Regions from separate parts of the Homo sapiens genome. Here region 2 is linked to region 1. The links are chromatin loops, found by intact Hi-C in ENCODE. Cell type or tissue: heart right ventricle. All regions are shown on one strand. Links, peaks and the distances in the headings refer to the core of each region. The heading gives the core; the rest is flanking DNA.

Region 1 (7,851 bases), core at 1,836-5,835:
TTCAAGACCAGTCTGGGCAATGTAGCAAGATCTTATCTCTAAAACATATTTTTCAAAAATTAGCTGGGCCTGGTGGTGGCATGTGTCCGTAGTCCTAGCTACTTGGGAGACTGAGGTGGGAGGATCGCTTGAGCCCAGGAGTTCAAGGCTGCAGTCAGCTAGATGGTGGCACTGCACTCCAGCCTAGGCAACAGGACAAGACCCTGTCTCTTAACAAAGAAGAAGGAAAAAAAGCAAATGAGGAACAATATGACTGGGAGTTCAAAACCAGCCTGGGCAACGTAGCAAGAACTCATCTCTAAAAAATATTTTTCAAAAAATTAGCGAGGCATGGTGGCACGTGCTTGTAGTCCTAGCTACTTGGGAGGCTAAGGTGGGAAGATCGCTTGAGACCAGGAGTTGAAGGCTGCAGTGCGCTAGACGTGTGGCAGGCATGCTGAGGTGATGACATGCTTCTTGGATGTTAGGTGCCTGCTTTGTGTTCTCCTTGGGAACATTTTGTTAGAAGTGTTCATAAGAGCATCTTGGTATGTTGAGAACCAAGGCTAACATAGGTGCTTCCTTTTGCTGTCTATTGCATCTAGTGTCTGAAGTTCCTGCATCATCTTTCATTATTTTTAAATTTCATGTCTGGAGAGTGTATGTTTTGTGGGGCATAGGTTACGGAAGTAGGCAGGATAGGTGAAAATGCCCGTAGAGATAGCCTCAACAGCCTACGATCGGCACCACAGGCTGTCTCCCTATTAGTTAATGATCATTCTGAAAGGTTACTAAGTAAGTGTTGCTAAGCAATAAGTGTTGCCTGGAAGTGTATGCTAAAGAATATGGATTACTGGGGACAAATCAAGTTAATTCCACAGAGTCATCTGGTACCTAAACAAAATGGACTTTATGCCTCTGGCATCTCATTTGGGGTACGGTGAGCAATCTCCTAATACTGCCAGCCTTTGCAGTTCTTGCTGGGCACTTCAGTGTCTGCTTCATGTAAGTATTCACTGCACAAGTCCTGTTATTGACCAACTGATATATACCTTTGTGATGAGGTATCATGGGAAGAACTAGATTATAAGGAAGTGACAGTTTGGTCTTCAGTCATGCAGGCAGAGGGAAAGGAAAGACCACAGAGCAGCCTATATAGTTTATAGCTATCTATAATCTGAATTAACATTCATTGAGCATGCATCTGATTTTTACATTCAGATGCAAGCCAAGACTTGGGAAAAGGCATACACTCAAGTTTTCTCATATAAATTCAAGTCCTACATAGGAGAAAAATGGCCAAACAGCCACTGATTTACACACGTAATAAAAATGGGGTTTATTAAACCTACTTCTTTCCACCTCCATGTTGGTAGGGAGAAGTAGGTAAATTTTCACACATATTTATAGGCCTGCAGTAATTCAGCCTTGCTTTACAGTCATACAGATCCCTAACATACACTAGAATAACATTCTAGACCAGACAATTTCTTAGAAATATGTTGTTTCAGAAAAACTGAAATTTTCCAGCTTGCACTAAGATTAGCCAAGCTAAACCCATCTGTCTCCTGCTTAATGTAGTCTATGGAGAAACCTTCATGGGACAAAAATCTGCCTTTATATTTCACAGGCATAAGGTAAGGTTTGTGTGCCTCGTGGGTAAACAGACCATATATATGAAGTCATCATCAAAAGATCAGATTCTGAGTTCCATGCGTCTTCTTTCAGCTTCTCAAGCCCATGCCCACCAGGACCTATATAAGAAGGAAATGCCACCGTGGTCTGCAACCTTTGGGTAGACCAAGAATATTCCAACATCTCTGAAGTCCTTTGTCATTTGAGTACATTGACAAAATCCTGTCCCAATCAGTGTGTAGTTCCCCACATAAATCCCCTGAACAGGGGATCTAATCTGACCTAATCATGGGAGTCAGTTGGTTGATAAGGAGACCAACTGTGAAGATATGCCAGGCAAATGCTGGGTGGGAGTAGACAGGACTCAGTTTCTTCAAACAGGAAAAGAAAGAAATGCTGGCTGGGCGCGGTGGCTCATACCTGTAATCCCAGCACTCTGGGAGGCCGAGGCAGGCACATAACCTGAGGTCAGGAGTTCGAGACCAGCCCAACCAACATGGCGAAACTCCGTCTCTACTAAAAATACAAAGATTAGCTGGGCATGGTGGTGGGCACCTGTAATCTTAACTACTTGGGAGGTTGAGACAGGAGAACTGCTTGAACCCGGGAGGCAGAGGTTGCAGTGAGCTGAGGTCGCGCCATTGCACTCCAGCTTGGTTGGGTGACAGAGCGAGACTCCATCTCAAAAAAAAAAAAAAAAAAAAAAAAAGAAATGCTGTTAGATGAAGACACGTGGTCCTCAGGTTGGTGGGAGTGTAAGGGGTGAGGGTAGGTGACTCTCACCCCTTACAGCTGCTCAGGGGACAGAGGAACACAGCAGAGGGTGACAAGTCATGGCCTCAAAGGAAAGGATGAAAGAAATGAGGGCTGGGAAATTTTTTTCAGGCAGGCAGTAAAGAAGAGCAATAACCACCCTAATTTCCTAAGATGGATAATTCTTAGAACAGGTTTTCTGAAGAAGAGATGTCCATTTTCTTTCAATCTATTGAGGCTACCTAAGCAAGGGAAAAGAGACACTTCCAGTTCCCAAAGCTATGTGCCAACCTGGGAACATTTCAAACTGAAATAAGAGAAAGACTTTCAATAACTACAAACTCTACCTACTGCTAATGAAATCTGAGGCCACACCAAAAGGAATTAGATAATTCTTCCTTGAAAGCCTATAAGAAGAAAAAATGGTTTATGAACAAATAACTACAGAATAACAAGAAAAGTATCAAACAGAACCTAGATGGTACCTTGTTGCTTTAATCATACATTATCTTAATAAAGATGGATTAATGTTTACATTTGTCTAAATAAAGACCTCCAGTTTAACAGAAATTTCAGAAGAAATGGGTCATTCAATTTCTCCCAATTAACCACATTAAAGGAGATCTTGCAATTTGGATCTGAAAGGACATGACCCAGGCATCATCAGTGGGAGCTGCGTCTCCTAATTTTACACCCTCTATCTAAGGCCATAGATAAGAACATATGTAAGTTCTCAACCCTGGTTACAGATCAGCCTCACCTGTGGAGCTCTGTAAAAGTACAGATACTTAGCTCCCCTCCAACCTCACCCAGAAGATCTGAAAATGGGGCCTGGGCTCTGTAAAAAAAAAAAAAAATTTTTTTGAATGGAAGAGGAAACAGCTTTCTCACACACTTTTAGTGGGAGTGTGAACTAGTTCAATTCTTTTGGAGCCTACACACTTTGATCCAGCAATTCCACATCTAGGAATGAAAACTTTAGATATACCACACAAGTGTACAAAGAATGGAATCCAACGATGAAAACAATCTAAATCCCTAGAGGCATTGTTAAGTAAATTATAGCATATCCAGATCATAGGTTCTATGCAGCCGGCAGATCTATATGTATTAATATGGAAAAATCTCCAAAAAATATTGAATGAAAAAGGCAAGATGCATAACACTATGTATTGTATGCATATACATATATTTCCATATTTCCATACACACAATATATACACACCCACCCCCATATATATGTATATAAATGCTTATAAACACAAAGGGAACGTCTGGAAGAGTACGCAGAAACTGTGGACAGTTAAATCTGGAAATGGAATATGGGAACTCAAGTTACTCTTTATACAGTCCTATTTTACAACAATCGTATATTAATTTTGTAATAAAATGTTTAAATTTCTTTTAAAAAAATCACTGGTAATTCTCATGTGAGGCCAAGATTGAGAACGACTGGTCCAGAGGAAACAGCCCCTGTGGATGTAAGGAGCTTGCAAACCCTACCTTGTAAGGAAACCAACCACCCACACCTCAGGAATATTCACACCATGTCATACCCATGACTCCCCAGAAGGTGGTGCTCCGGAGGCAATCACTCAGGCCTCCAACCAAAACCTGTCCAACCAATTTTGCATTAACCTGTCTTTTTGCTACTCTAAGGACTATTTATGCCCCAAAGCATTCTACACTACTGCTTCTATCAAGGGCATTTTAGACACACAGATGCCATATGCATTTTTTCCCCATAAAAATCTACCAGTTAGTCAATACATTCTAATATAACCCTGGGAAATGTTGACCTGAAAGGAGTTAACACTGCTTGCTCTGGCCTCCCCCTCCTCCTCCACGCTATTTCCCTGTTGTCTTTTCTCTGATTTACTCATCTTCTTATCTTATTCCAGGGTCAGTTCTACAAAGGCAGGCAGCCATCAGCCATGTGAGGCATTTGTCCTTTTGAATTTGTTCATACCTTTGGCATAGAACAGGTGGTACGGGACATAGGGCAGCCCAGGGCAAGTACCACGAGTTTGCCTGCCCTCCCACTAACACTAATGTTCTGGAAGTGGGTGTGTTGCCACAGCAACTGTCAAATCCCATCCATTACACCGCCTCTAACCTTCCAACATCTTCTTTAAACACCACGTTTGAGACGTGTGGTTCTGTTGCCCTGGCAGTGCAGAGCCGCAGGTCCCTTGCCAGGCGGCAAAGTTCTCCTTATCTGGGCAGGAGGGAGTTAGCCCCTCTGAATATTAGCCATCATAAATAAACGTTTTAAATTTTCTGTTTTTTTCCCCTCTCATTATATTTCAGACCAATGTCCCATAACATTCTGACCTGATCATTTCCTGTGAATTACTGGTGCATATTTAATGAAAATTCATTCTTAGTATCAGCCAAGAAAAACTCAACAAGTCACTTATATTGTATCCTTTCTTTCCATGAATATAATTTTTGCTCATTCTTCAAGACACAACTCAAGGATCATCTCCCATCTTCCCTCCTCACTCTATTCAGAGCTGGCCATTCTTGCTTTCCTGATTCTACCTCATATACAACCTGATGCTATCTACCACACTCCATTCACAATTAATTATATCTCTTCGCCATTCATAAGCTTCTCAAGTTTAAAGGATGACATCTTCCTTATCTCTGAATTACCAGCACCTTGCTAGGCCCTCAGTAAATGATTAAAAATACCCATACTAATGATGAATAAATGCACTCCAAAACAAACATCCATGAGCTTGTGGTTCTCTATAAATTTTTATTATGTTATTAAATCACCGATATAACAGATGACAGCTGTGTATCCGACTTGACAGCAAGACCTAAAAAACCTACATACAAATGCTTTTTAAAAGGGAGGATATAGAAAGGTCCATTTCCTGAGACTTTAGAGCCATCCTCTTTCTTGTTCTTGTTTTTCAGATCCAGGAAGTGCATGGAAAGGGAGCCTTCTCCATATGGAGAGAAGCAGTGAAGTCCTGAAGAAGGAAGCCGTAACATTCCTTGAGTACTCACAAGGCGGCCTGACATCTGGTCCACACTTGGGGAAAAGAGGCCACATCCCCACATGGAGATCTATTTTTGCATTCTGAGCTGCGGATGCTTTGCTCGTACAACTTGCCTTACACACAGAAAGGGGAAGGAAACTAATATTTACCAAGTGCTAGCTACATGCCCTGTGCTGCTTTCACGTGCGTATCTCTCCCACTACGCTGTGTATCTGCAGACAGCTCACCAGGTATGTCTCTGAAAAGCACATGGAGGTGAACACTGAATGCCTCCAACTTCCTCCACTCACCTGGCTGAGGGCCACACGCACAGCTGATGCCCAACACATCCATATATTCATGTATGCTTCTTTACAAGGACTTCTCACCATGGTCGAAGGAGAAAATCTATTCGTGAAAGACACATTCTCTTGACCATATGCGTCTCCCTGTTGCACTGGGGCAGATCAGCATAGTGTGGGCACAAGGAGAATGAAGCTTTGACTGATATGGACTGTGCCGTGGGTTTAGCACCAGCACCCTCAGGGACACAGCCACACTGTTTCCAATCCTCCTCTACTAGGCTGTCTCTAAATCTTCCTGGACTGATGTGTTTATCACTTCATGGTGCTTCTCTTTTAAGACCGTTATCAGAAGGAACTGTGGCTTAGAAAGTCATCCCTCATGACTTAAAAGTAAAACCTGTGTTAAAAACTACCCTCTCTGTGTCCTTTAAAATTAAATTCCCTAGGAATTGGCTGAGGAGACCTTAGGGCCTCCCCAGAGGTGCATATGTTGCTCCTTTCCTCCTCACTCCCTCCACATCTAGGTCCCTGGTACATATCTGTCACCGTGTTGTACCATCCACACAGGTGTTCTGATGATTTTAGACATTCTACTACCTTCCACAAGGCAAAGCCTTCTACTGAGAAGCAGCCCATTGAGTTGGGGCTCCATGAATGGGCTTTGGTGCCAGACTGTGGCTTCATGTTCCAGCCCTGCCACCTATTAATCGCCCCCAGCACCATTTTGCTCACTTTCTCTGGGCCTCAGTTTTCTCATCTGTAAAACGACAATAATAATAGTATACCTACCAAGTACTAACAGTCGTTCCCAGAGATTGAGTTTTAATGATATAACACATATAAACCTCAGTCCAGTGCCCAGACTATAAGAAGCACTAAAGAAGGGTTAGCTATTATGACAACATTCCTTTTCTACCCATCCGTTTGATAGGAGCTCTGTAGTCAGAGAAAACTTGGTGCTTAGCTGACTGCCCGGTTCTCAGGACTTCACCAGCCAGCAGATAAAGGGGGAAGCTCTGCCTTCTCTCCTCAGAGCACAGTGGCGATCGGCCGTTGCCCAGTCCAGCTGCCACATGTAATGGTCGTTCCACCGGCATCCCCTATAACTCCTCAGGCACATATAGCACCTCAAATCTTAATTAAAAAAATGTATATATTAATATAGTACATGGGATATTTTGATACATGCATATAATGTGTAATGATCAAATCAGAGTAACTGGGATCATTGATCATTTCTTTGTGAAGGGACCATTTCAAATCTTCTATGTATTCTGAAATATACAATAAATCCTTGTTAACTATAGTCACCCTACTGTAGCTATTGAACACTTGAACTTATTTCGTCTGTGTTTTTGTACCTCTTAACTAACCTCTCTAAATCCCACATCCCAGCCCCCGCTAACCTTCCCAGCCTCTGGTAACCATCATTCTACTGTCTACCTCCATGAGATCAACCTTTTTAGCTCCCAATTTGAATAAGAACATACAATATTTGTCTTCCTGTGAATGGCTTATTTCACTTAACATAAATGACCTCCAATTCCATCTATGTTGCTGCAAGTGATAGAATTTCATTCTTTTTTATGGTGGAATAGTATTCCATTGTGTATGTATGCCATATTTTCTTTGTCCATTCACCCACTGATGGACACTTAGGTTGATTCCATTCCTTGGCTACTGTGAATAGTGCTGCAATAAACATGGAATGCCGGTATCTCTTTGAAAGACTGATTTCTATTCCTTTGGATATAAAGGCATACCTCACAGATATTGCAGGACCGGTTCTAGACCACTGCAATAAAGCTAAGAATCCAATAAAGCAAGTCACATCATTTTTTTTTTGGTTTCCCAGTGCATATAAAATTTATGTTTATGCTATACTGTAATCTATTAAGTGTGTAATACCATTATGACTAAAAACAATGTACATGCCTTAAGAATACTATATTGCTAAACAATGGTAAAGATCACCTGAGCCTTTAGTGGGCCATTTTTACTTATGATGGGTCTTGCCTTAATGTTGGTGGCTACTAATCGATCAGGGTGGTGTTTGCTGAAGGTTGGGGTGGTTGTGGCAGTTTCTTAAAATAACACGACAATGAAGTTTGCTGCATCAATTGACTCTTCCTTTCAGGAAACATTTTTCTGTAGCACGCGGTGTTATTTGATAGCATTTTACTCAC
Region 2 (5,347 bases), core at 6-4,005, 300 kb after region 1:
TTATATATATGTGTGTGTGCATGCATAGCTTATATGTATATGTTTTAATGTATATCTTAGAACCAACTGAAGAAAATATGAAATATACTATCAGATTTGAAGAGAGGATTTTGATTTCTGTCTGCTTTCCCTATGTTACCAGCAACAAAAGAAAGAAATAAAAATGAACATTTGAGAACTTTAAAGTGTTGTCGGAAATCTGACACAAAGGCCCAAGGAGGAAGTACCTTGGTGTGGAGCCCAAATGGTGCCAGTGGAAGGGTAAATAAGCAGATCAGTAATCCTCAGAAATGTGAGAAAATGACTACGGGACCGTTCATTCATAAATTTAAATTGAGCAAGTATGTATGTGTCAGGCACCACAGTGGGGACTAACAATATTACTGTGAATAAAATCAGATAGCATCCTTGCCCTTAAGAAACATACTGTCTTGTGGTTCAGGCAGAGATGATTAAACAATCATAAATATAAATATATCATTGCAAACTGAGGTAGGTGACACAAAGGAAAGGAATGGGATTTAGGAGCATATGTAGAAAAAAATAAAACCTAGCCTAGACTGGGGGAAAGCAGGCAACACAACCCTTAGGCAGCAGTCTTTGAATTGATAACTGGAAATAATGGGGGAAAGGAAATGGAGTGCTGTTTCCTAAGGGAACAGCATATGAGATGGAAAAGAAAAAAAAAAAAGAGAAATTCGCCCCTTCCAGGAACTGAGAAAATGCTACTCTGGAAGCATAGTGATGGAGAGGCAGAGAAGGACAGGGCAGAAGCCACACTATATGGAACCTTGCAGGCAACCAAATATTAGTAAGATATGTAGGTTGGGAGGGAAATAGGTATGGTGCATAAGAACAAACGATGCTACTGAAAGGGCTGATTCAAAACTGATGACAGTTTAAGCTCCAGTGATAAGAATAAAGATCAAGAAGACTGATGGGTTCAAGAGATATTTCGAGAGTAAAAAAGTCAATGGTATGTGTTAATGAATTGAACAGTGTTATGGGAGTTGAAATAGGAAGCTGTTAAATTTTCTGACTTTGTGTAGCTAGAAGCTGTCATTCACCAAGACTAGGTAAACTGGAAGAGACTCTGTTTGGGAAGAGTTGAGCAGAATATGGTGTGATGTAAATGTCATGAGTTCTGCTTCAGAAATGCTGAGTTTGAGATACCTTTAAGAGGTCCAAGTAAAAATGTTGATCAGGGAACTGAATATGGGTATGAAGCTTAAAGGAGTGTCTTGGCCAGAAAAAGGGTCTAGGATTGACCCCAGATAGATATGGGACTAGCTGACACAGTGAAAGGGCCTTGGAGCTCTCTTATTTCCTTAACTTTAGCAATTAATACAGTAGTTCTCAATTTATAGGGTGCCTCTAGCTCTTAGAGCTGAGGGAATCTTGGTTCTGCTTGAACTGAAAAGATGTATTCATAATATCCCATATTTGAACTCTGGATATGTTTTTCAAAGAAACATACTATTTTGCTTCTACTAAACCAGTATTTTATTCTCATATTTTCCAGGAGGAAAACTTTTGGGGTGGGTGGTGGCAAACCATGAATAATTAAAGAAAATTTCTTCTGCGTTCCAATAACTCCCTTACAGTTTGGAAGATTTGAAAATATAAATGAAATATAATCTAGCTATAAGCTTGAGATAGCCTATACTGTTAATTATGAAACATTATAATGTTAAAACAAAATTACAGAAAGTTAAAGCATTCATATGCATTTAAAAAATATTAACAGTTACTCAGTTCAGCAACTTCATTAAGATAACCTTATGAGTTTGTGTTTCCTATTCCACAGATTCTACTATGTAGAAATTTTGTGCAGACTAGAAATTTATTAACATGTTAAAACAGTATTTAGAATATAGTAAATGTATTAATACATTGTTGTAAAATAAAGTTATATCAATTTTGTATTTGAAGAATATGCATATGCATAGAGCTCTCCATCTTGAGAAAATATTTAAAAATAATGTAAGCACTAGAAAATTACTTCTATAAATTTTTTTATTTTTTAGAAATGCTCTGTTGCCCAGGCTGGAGTGTAGTGATGCAATCATAGCTCACTGCAACCTGGAACTCCTGGGCCCAAGGGATCCTCCTGCCTGGGCCTCCAAAAGTGCTGGAATTAGAGGCATGAGCCATCACCCCTGGTCCTCTTCTCCTACACCTTTTTCTATCTTGCCTGTTTTCCTTGGTCAGATATGACCAGGTAGGAAGAACATTAATAGCTCTGTGCTGCCCTCTAGTGCTAAGTAGAGAATATAGTCAATGAGAAAATTTTGCCTTTTAATACTTCAGTAAAATTCTAACAAGAAAAAGTAGATATCATAAGAATAATTTCTTAATCTGCTATCACTGACAGAAGATAAAGAGTCATTCAGCACCACCGCTATCAACTTATTACTCTAACTCCAAATAGTTTTCATCGTAACAAACAAGCACAAATTGATGCTTGTCTTAAAAGCAAATTCTTAGGTCAGGCGTGGTGGCTCATGCCTGTACCCCCAGCACTTTGGGAGGCTGAGGCGGATGGATCGCCTGAGGTTGGGAGTTCGAGACTAGCCTGGCCAACATGGTGAAACTCTGTCTCTACTAAAAATACAAAAATTAGTTAGGTGTGTTGGCACGCACCTGTAATCCCAGCTACTAGGGAAGCTGAGAGGTGGGAGAATCGCTTGAACCTGGGAGGTGGAGGTTGCAGTGAGCCGAGATTGTGCCACTGCACTCCAGCCTGGGCAACAGAGTGAGACTCTGTCTCAAAAAAAAAAAAAAAAAAAAAAAGGAAGCAAATTCTTATCACTTGTTGGGTACCCTGATCTACTATTGCATTATATCAAGTGTAGTTTAAGAAATGCCTTACTATATTGAACACACACACACAGACACACACTCACACACACCTCTCAGCTTTAACACTAAAGTAACACCTCAATTCTTGGAAGAAAAAATTCATTTTTTTGTTTTTTTGAATTTGTTTAAATTTAGCTTTTAAATATTTATTTAATAATTTAAATTTAATAGCCAAAAATTTATGCCATTAAACTTATTAAATAATACTTTTTTTTTTTTTTTGAGACAGGGTCTTGTTCTGTCATCCAGGCTGGAGTGCAGTGGCACGATCATGCCTCACTGCTCTTGATCTTCGGGGCTCAAGCAATACTCCCACCTCAGCCTCCAAGTACCTGGGACTACTGGCATGCAACACCATGCCGGGCTGATTTTTTTTTTAATTTTTAATAGAATTCAAGTCTCTCTACGTTGCCCAGGCTGGTCTCAAACTCCTGAGCTCAAGCAATCTTCCTGCTTCTGCCTCCCCAAAGCTAGGATTACAGGCATTAGCCACCATGCCTGGCCTCTATAACACTTAGAACTCGGAAAGTATATTTAAAAGATGCCTTATTATCTGAACAAGCATAAAACAATTGAAAGTACTACAACTATTTTGGAAGTTATTGGTAAAACGGAATTTTTCCCTAACAAGACAAAAAAATCCAGCTGAAAAGATAAACTGCTTAGTAAACAAGTGTTTGCAGTGGTGGGGGAGGGATATGGGCGGTGGGTAAAAGTAGTAGGACTGTTTATTTAACCAAACAACAAGAACAAAATAAGAAGATCCTTTCTCATGCTATATAGCTTGATATTAATAGAATATTTTATTAATTCTTAATTATTAATATAATTTTATTAAATTATTTACATTTGATATCTCTCCAAAATCAAATGGAGTCAATCAAATGGAGAATATTTTATTAATTTTATTAATTCTTAATTATTAATATAATTTTATTAAATTCTTTATATCTGATATCTCTCCAAAATCAAATGGAGGCAATTTTCAAAAAATGACACATAATCACTTTAGTAAAACAGAAACAGCAAATGAAATCCAAGAAGAATGAGAATTTAAATATAGTAACTAGTTTGTTAAACTGCTGGGGTTGTCCTTCAAATTTGGGTCTGAGCTTCCTACCAACCAAAGTGAAAGGGAGCTCATTATATATTTCTTACACTGAAGAGGAGAGTAAGACTTTCTAATTCCTAAAAAAAGACATTTTCTGGTTTTAATGAGTGATAAAACTCATTAGCTCAAGCTACAAGAACTGCGAATTCAGAAATTAGATTTTGTTTGCTGTTTCTGTTTTGTTTTGCATTTAGTAGAGGCTAAATGAATGTAATTAAAGTTCTACTGATCCAACTTAATAAAAACTCAAAGTAGTAGAAAGATAACAAGTCATCAAATATAATTTCTCTCAATCAGATACAGGATAAAAGTTGAACAGCATGTAATTTAAAAATAATAACCTTATCTTACAGTCAGAAATATCTATTATTTTCATAGAAGAAGAACCTATTTATTTCTTAGTTTAAAGCTCCTTGAGGGCAATAGTCTTATCTTCTAATTCCTTTGTATTTTTCACTGAGGTATGGTCACAGTGGATATAAATTCACTAATAAAGAAGAAAAAATAAACTTTACCACTGGTGGGTCTTTTTGTTTGTATTTTTGGTGGGCATGGGACATATTTTTACCTTATAACAGTCTCCTCCAGGAATAATTTCCTGAATATATACCAATGGGCCTTCATTCCGGTTAATTCCTCCTAGTACCTTCAGGCCAAGGCCTGTTTCCTTGGCAATTGTAATCATCTGAAAGGCAGGATCCCTAAGATAAAGTAAATTAGCACACACAGGTTAGTCTAGAGATCTGCACCTATTTTTTTCTTTAAACTACTTATTAAATCAAAATCTGAGATCTAGAGCAGCAACCCCTCACCTTTTTTGGTACCAGGGACTTGTTTCATGGAAGACAATTTTTCCAAGGTGGGGGGAGAGGGAATGGGGTTGCAGAGGGGTGATGGTTTCGGGATGATTCAAATGCACTACATTTCTTGTGCACTTTATTATTACATTGTAATATATAATAAAATAATTATACAATTCACAATAATGTAGAATCAGGGGGAGCCCTGAGCTTGTTTTCCTGCAACTAGACAGTCCCATCTGGGGGTGAGGGGAGACAGTGACAGATCACCAGCCACTAGATTCTCAAAAGGAGCACGCAAGCTAGATCCCTCACATGCACAGTTCACAATAGGGTTCATGCTCCTATGAGCATTGAATGCCGCCATTGATCTGACAGGAGGCAGAGCTCAGGCAGTAATGCTTACTTGCCCTAGACTCACCTCCTGCTGTGTCGCCTGATTCCTAACAGACTACGGACCACTACCAGTCTGTGGCCCAGGGATTAGGGACCTCTGATCTAGACAACCCAAAATACTTAGTACTTACTAGCAGTGACATTTTTAAAAAGTATGGTGACATAACAACAATTAAAT

Evidence for each region. A loop is a pair of places that touch in the nucleus more often than their neighbours do. Peaks named below come from ENCODE experiments on the same cell type or tissue, not always from the same donor. Only the 100,000 strongest peaks of a DNase experiment are listed, where the experiment ranks them.
Region 2: a loop joins it to region 1, with 5 times the contacts of the local background. A loop is called at or near these places in 55 of 110 quality-filtered maps.

What each region holds. Positions count from the first base shown.
Region 1 is chr17:55,292,211-55,300,061 of GRCh38, reverse strand. All of the region lies in intron 2 of HLF (HLF transcription factor, PAR bZIP family member), which reads right to left. Among named protein-coding and RNA genes, the nearest start is that of HLF, 31 kb to the right of the region's middle. RefSeq lists silencers at 3,780-4,074, 3,800-4,094. In heart right ventricle, for the core only: a CTCF peak has its summit at 3,935 (motif pointing right); DNase peaks (open chromatin) are centred at 3,911 and 4,340; H3K27ac peaks cover 1,838 bases.
Region 2 is chr17:54,990,152-54,995,498 of GRCh38, reverse strand. STXBP4 (syntaxin binding protein 4) reads right to left here. Exons shown (of 18, transcript NM_178509.6): 4 at 4,542-4,674. Among named protein-coding and RNA genes, the nearest start is that of STXBP4, 24 kb to the right of the region's middle. In heart right ventricle, for the core only: CTCF peaks have their summits at 2,071 and 2,270 (motif pointing left); no DNase peak of the experiment used is centred there.